Linked DNA regions of Homo sapiens: region 2 is linked to region 1. Evidence: chromatin contacts called from ENCODE Hi-C or POLR2A ChIA-PET data. All regions are on one chromosome and are shown on one strand. Each heading gives the region's core, a stretch centred on a gene start or an enhancer-like site at or near the end of the contact. The rest is flanking DNA. Distances are from core to core; before and after follow the strand shown. Region 1 overlaps RABGAP1L (RAB GTPase activating protein 1 like). Region 2 has its middle 17 kb from the start of KIAA0040.

Evidence for each region. A loop is a pair of places that touch in the nucleus more often than their neighbours do. ChIA-PET counts read pairs that join two places held with the same protein, here RNA polymerase II (POLR2A). Pooled maps may share reads with other maps.
Region 2: a loop to region 1 is called in a pooled map, with 5 times the contacts of the local background. The contact joins two enhancer-like sites. A Hi-C loop is called at or near these places in 1 of 168 maps with a recorded cell type or tissue (naive thymus-derived CD4-positive, alpha-beta T cell), 1 of 37 single-sample maps with no recorded cell type and 6 of 50 pooled maps. POLR2A ChIA-PET finds 5 or more read pairs at or near these places in 1 of 52 experiments (activated B cell).

Annotation. Positions count from the first base shown.
Region 1 is chr1:174,813,478-174,817,074 of GRCh38, reverse strand. All of the region lies in intron 19 of RABGAP1L (RAB GTPase activating protein 1 like), which reads right to left. Among named protein-coding and RNA genes, the nearest start is that of RABGAP1L-AS1, 140 kb to the left of the region's middle. Within about 2 kb of position 1,519, at least 5 of the 41 ENCODE cell types and tissues checked have a DNase peak (open chromatin) inside an H3K27ac peak, as active enhancers do.
Region 2 is chr1:175,208,188-175,211,398 of GRCh38, reverse strand. No RefSeq gene overlaps it. Among named protein-coding and RNA genes, the nearest start is that of KIAA0040, 17 kb to the right of the region's middle. Within about 2 kb of position 1,663, at least 9 of the 41 ENCODE cell types and tissues checked have a DNase peak (open chromatin) inside an H3K27ac peak, as active enhancers do.

The DNA.
Region 1 (3,597 bases), core at 270-2,769:
AAATAAAAATCAACTTAAAAACAAAACAAAACAAAAAAAAAGGACTGACCGAGTGCAGTGGCTCACGCCTGTAATCCCAGTACTTTGGGAAGCCAAGGTGGGTGGATCATGAGATCAGGAGATCGAGACTATCCTGGCCAACATGGTGAAACCCTGAATCTACTAAAACACAAAAAATTAGCCAGGCATGGTGGCGCACGCCTGTAGTCCCAGCTACTCGGAAGGCTGGGCAGGGGAACTGCTTGAACCAGGGAGGCGAAGGTTGCAGGAGGCAGGGATCGCGCCATTGCATTCCAGCCTGGTGACAGAGCAAGACTCCATCTCAAAAAAAAAAAAAAAAGACTTGTTTCTTAGCCTTTGGAGAATAATTCTCAGGAAAAGTTTACATGGCCATAGAGCTAAGCTACATATGCACCTATTTGAGCTGTAAGGAGGCATAAAATACTGAATCATAAATCATAAACCAATCAAATACCTGACAGTTTCTGACCAACAGGAATGGTAATTTCATCAATTCAACCTGATACAATATAAATGGTATTGAATAAAAATATGTAGAAAAACAGGTAATCAGATCAAGAATTATAAAGATTATGTGTATATGCACTTAATAAAGCTATATATTACGAGGCCTGGTGTGGTGGCTCACGCCTGTAATCCTAACACTTTGGGTGGCCAAGGGGGGTGGATAACCTGAGGTCGGGAGTATGAGACTAGCCTGATGGAGAAACCCCATCTCTACTAAAAATAGAACATTATCTGGGCGTGGTGGTGCATGCCTATAATCCCAGCTACTCGGGAGGCTGAAGCAGGAGAATTGCTTGAATCCGGGAGGCGGAGGTTGCAGTGAGCTGAGATGGCACCATTGCACTCCAGCCTGGGCAACAAGAGCAAAACTCTATCTCAAAAAAAAAAAAAAAAAAAAAAGCTATGTATTATGTTACTAAGAAAAACAAAATGCTCATATGTTCATACAAAGAAATTCAAATTTCTGGTAATTCAGAGTCTCTGAAGCCAAAATCCAAGTTTAAGAAGCTCTGCAATGGCAGCATTTTTAACTATAAGGCAAAAATCAAAGTATGATATTTAATAAAAACTGACTCCCTGGGAAAATACAGGATATTCATATTAGGCACTTTAAACATCTTTTATTTAGGTCTTGATTTCAATATTAAAAGTAACCAAATGACTGTTCAAAGTAAAGCCTGATGGGTCAATATGTTTTCTGATTTTGGCCTAGTTGAAACCATAGGAACAGAAGGGTATTAGAATAACTTGGAGTCACATTAGTTAAATTACCAGTTTAGAAGCTATTGAAAATGTTCCTGATATTTAATGTCATACAAGTTTTGGAAAAATAAAATTATTTATCCAATCTAATGTGCTTTATTAACAAATCTTGTTGGTACACTCACAGAAATAAACCACATACAGAGCTAACAAGTTATTTTTTGCTTGCAACTGCTGCATCTATTTTAAAGCCAGTTTCAGTTTCACTGAAATCACTGGTTACAGTTCCTTAAAATTAAAGGAAAGTGATTATTTTGGGGGGTAATTAAATGGGAACATGTCCATTCAAAAAAGACACAACTATATACAACACCAACTTTGAAAATAATTTAAAAATGTTTAAAACTTGATTACTTTTGGCAGAAATTCTATCTTTAATCTTAAATAGGCTATGGATAAGGAGTTAAACTTTCTTGCCTATTCCATGCCTGCAGTCACCTTTGTCCATGAATGCTTTGTCTAACACATAAGTCTCAGTCTATAAGTCCATCATCTCCTAAAATTTCCAACTGCCAGCACAAGCTGCTGTAATGATGGCATGATGACTCACATCCTTACCTACACATGCACTTCCATTATTCATTGTAACACCTCGTCATCTACAGCCTCTCATGGGTTGTGGCAGATCAGAGTGGGGAACGGGGAGGTGGTAGGAACAGTGGGATAGGTCTTAGTGTTTTTTCAAAACTACAAGCTATTGTAAAATCGATTTAGTGGGTTGTGGTCAGCCTTTTGGTTTGGGGATTTTCTTGGGATCCGGGGAGAAGTTTAAAATACAATACAATACAATACAATAGGTTGGGCAATGGTGGCTCACACCTGTAATCCCAGCACTTTGGGAAGCTGAGACGGACGGATTACTTGGGGTCAGGAGTTCGAGACCAGCCTGGCCAACATGGTGAAACCCTGTCTCTACTAAAAATACAAAAATAGCCAGGCGTGGTGGCACATGACTGTAGTCCCAGCTACTCAGGAGGCTGAGGCAGGAGAATTGCTTGAACCTGGGAGGTTGCAGTGAGCAGAGATTGTGCCACTGCACTCCAGCCTGGGCAACAGAATGAGACTCCATTTCAAAAAAAAAAAAGGAAATACAATACAATAGAACAAAAAACATCAGAGTGCCTCAGTGTAAGGGTAAGTATCTCTTCAGTTATGTGTATGTAAGTACGTACATATAGTCATGGTCTTGACATAAAAGCAACCAAAATATAGGTCTTGGTTTAAAAACAATTTTAGACCTTTGGATTGGAGACCTACATTCTAGTCCCAGCACAATCCCAGCCCAATACTGGATGACTTATGTCTTCCTTCTTTCAGTTTCACCTCACATCTGCCTCACAATCATTCACTCTACAATTATATGTTATAAATGAAATGGTGTCCCGTGGATACCGTCTTAAATATCCAAGAAAAAGGCATTCTCCTTAGATAATGCAAAGAAAACCCCACAAAAAACTATTAAAACTTTACAAATTATTAAATTATTAAAAATTTTAAATTATTGAAATCTTATTAAAAGCTTTAAAAATATTCATATTTACCTATTCATGTCCAAAAAATTTATTCTGGTTGTACCCAGCACTTCCCTTCCAGGAGCAGTCCATTTGGATTATATTTTGAACTTGTTTTCTAACATTTTACGCTTCTCCATCTCTCAGATCCCATGTTTCTGGATTGATAATAACTAGCCACCTCCAGGAACTTCATAAATTATATTGGAGAAAAAAATTTTCCCTATACATTTCATGTTTTTCAATTGTTTTCCTGGGTTTCTTTTGTCCTCAGTGACTTGGCAATCCTCTGAGATTTCCCTTGAAAACCTTTAACTTTTCACCTTACCTGTACCTCTTATTTCTCTACTCTTTTATTCTTAGAAATAAATATTTTATTTTAAAGGATGCCTACAACATTGACCCAATTTACAATACTTCTCTCTGGCATCTCCGAAACAATCAGTTGGCTGAAGCCTACCTTTCAAACTCACCACCCACAAAATTCAGTCAAAGGCATCATGCCCACTAGAGTATACTTTCAAAGTTACAAATAAATGTGGCTTACACTTTGGCCAAATAAAACAATCAGTCGTGAAGGCTTTAAAGAGTTTGCATTTCAGAATGAAAACTTCAGAAATCCATCTTTCTTATGATAGCTTTGGAAAATGATCTCTTTGAATATAAAGCTCACTTGAAAGACAAAATAATTTTTTTCTGCCCAGTTACTTACTTTCAGTGTACTTTTTAACTGTACTTTTTAACATTTATAATTTGATTTAAATTTAAAAAGATTGTGTTATACCAAAAAATGTTA
Region 2 (3,211 bases), core at 414-2,913, 390 kb before region 1:
GAAAAGTATAATATGCTTTAAAAATGTTATCTTAGATACCCCATAGGGCTCTCAGTAAATACTTGTTGACTGACAAATGTGTAGTCGGAGCATAAAATCACATAGATAGAAAGAGATAACAACATAAAGAAATTTGGAATCTGCACAGGATAATGATTATACTTCAACAAGTATTTGATTTTTTTAAAGCAAAAGTAAAGGAAATGGAAAATCATTTTTTTAAAAATCAGGTTTTCTTTTATAGCCACAAGTTTATATAAACACCTATAGGCACAGTACCGAAAATACTGGCACCTTATTGGAAAAAAACTGCTGCATTGGAAGCAAAAGTGTTCCAAATATAGAGGGACATGTGTATTCATGACATGTGACCACCTCTTTCCAAACGATCCTGGAAGCACCATCCTATGCACCCATGACTAAAGAGTCTGCTAGAACATTTCCTAGAACATCATTGCCCTGAAGACAGGGTTTACCTAACAAATAGTTGTTAAGATTCCAGGTACCATGCTAGGCTCTGGAACACCATGATGGACAGATCATGATCCCTGTCCTCAGAGAGATAGTCCTACAAACAAATAATTGACAACAGAGTGTGATTAGCTGTTCTGAAGGCATGTATGACGACACATGGCGGCACAAAGAAAAGAGTGGCCTGTTTTACCTGAAGGATTAAGAAATATTTCTCAAACATAGTAACAATTGAGCTGGACCTTCTTAAAAGATAAGAAGCTTGCCATGCCAATAGAAGGAAAGGGCAGTTCATGCAGGGAGAATCTCTTGGAAAAGGCTGAAATTATGGGGTAAAATCGGGGAACTGTGGATAGCTCCATAAAAATTGGGACATTTATAAGGCATACATTATGTATGTGTATATAGTGTCTAACATGTATAGTATAAACATATCTCAATATACTTGTGCACTCAACAGCAAATAATTATTCCCATTTTGTTGATGCATGCAACATACCCTTTCCCTCCCTATTCTGTGATTCACCTAATCACTCATCAGATTCACCTTATAATGTCAATTTTAACACCTGAAATGTAACCATTTATAGATCATTAAATGGTCCTCAGTCATCGATACCTTGCTTTTCATAGGTTCTTAAATTCTTATGGGACAGATCACCCACAATTATGATGACCATGGGAAGGGATGGGAAGGAAGGGAGCTGAAAGATAAAGGGATACAACTTCCCAGTTTGTGCATCTCCATGGCCCAAGAAAGCAACCCAACATCCTAAAAGAATACAGATTTTGGAATTGTTAGTAATATGATAGAGCTATGAGTAGTACATAAATCAGCTATGTACAAAGTGAAACCTAAGACATAGGTTGTTTATTCCACAAAACAAAAATGGAAAAATTTCCTCTAAGATTAAAAATAAAGACAGTATATGACAATTTGTGGGGAGAGCCAAAACACCCTAGGGTTTTGTGCTACTATGGATTATCTGGCTTATGCTGCAGGAACAGCCAATGTGTTACACATGGGCCTCCACTGTGGAAGACATCACTAGATGATCTCAGTTGTTTCCCCACTGAACCTGAGAGAAGGGGATAAGCAAGATCAAAGAAGAGTGAAACTATTCATTGTGCTCTTAAAAATAGTGCTTTTTAGGTGTCAACCTAGGCCCTGTGGTTGTGTTTAAATTACCACTTCAAAATATCATCTACTCAATTTTATGTCCCACACCTACCACAAAGTGGCTGTGTGACCTTTCCCAAGGTCACATAATTTATCTGGGCTTCTAATCCCTCTTCTGCAAAAGGAAGAAATGAACCAGATAACCTTGAAAGTCAGCTCCCTTTTTGACAGTTTGCCATTCTTTCCTCTTTTCCTTTATATCTAGTTATCTCAAGCCTCCGTCTGTATTAAGAATCAATTGTCTTGGGCAACAGAAACCCAACTCTATGTGAGTGGATTTTTGGCCCAAACTGTATAGTTCAGCTGAAGTGCCCCATGAGCCTAGATGGTCCGTGCCTTTGCCCCCGACCTTGGGCAAACGTGTGCTGGATGTACAGCTGCCAAAATACTGACTGCTGCCCCAAAGTGGTAACTTGAAAATCAATACCTCACTTGTACTCTGTGGTTTCATTTCCTGCCCGGAAATGCAGCTCAGTGTTGCAGATGGGGCCTTAGATGATAAAAACTTCTAAGATAGGTTCTGCATTCAGCATGGTTTCCTTTGCTGGGAGATATTGGTAAACGTTCACAGAGCCTCTTTTTTTCATGGGGTCAGGCAGAAAGTACAATTTCAGTGACTCTCACCTTGGATTCCCTACTTCTGGATGAATGAAATGAATGTGAAACACACCCTGGAATGTGAAGAGCACCCTGGTGTTGTGGTGTTGGCTGGGGATCCCTCAACAGTGGTTTCAGGATCTGGATGGGGAAAAGAGCCCTTTAAGTGTTCCAGCCAGCAGGCAACAGGTGCAAGGAGCACAGCTGCACTGAGTGCCCCTCCAGGAGGACCACAGGGTTGCCCTGGGCAGAGAACTTCCCAGCTCAGCAGCACCGGGGCATGGCCTTCCAGGGCAGTGAACTCTGCAAGTTTGTAAGAACATATACAGCAGTGTTTAAAAGCATGAATTATAAAGCCAGAGACCTGAATGCAAGTCCTGCCACTTACAACCTCTAAGATTTGAGCTTTCCAAGCCTCAGTTTCCTCATCCACTAATAGTAGAATCTAATCACAAGAATCATTGTGAGGATTAAATAAGACAATGAACATAAACCAGCAAGGTATAGTCTCCAGCACACAGTGCTATGCTGAGCCTTACTGGACCCTGAGACAAAAGGAAAAATCCATAATAATGATCAAATCTTTCTTTAAGATTTTGATATTTAGTTCAGCATGAAATTTTTGCATTAATTTTTATTTTTTAAAATATTGCATTAAAATGTTACTTACCTTGATTACTGAGGGGGTTTTTTACACTCCTTAAATTTTGCACACTTGCCTAAGCAAGTAAGGTAGTAAATGTCAGTTGTTACCATTCTACGATCACCACACAATAATTACATGACACAGTTTAGCATTTAATTATCTAATGTCTTGTGTTAGCTATTGTTCCAAATTCTTAGGTCTTGTTTTCCCAACTAATTTGTACACTGATTAATGGCAGAAATTATGACACATGTCTTTTATCCCTAAAACTGCTGAGCACGTAAGAGGCTCAAGTGAGTACTTATCCAGTGATTGCT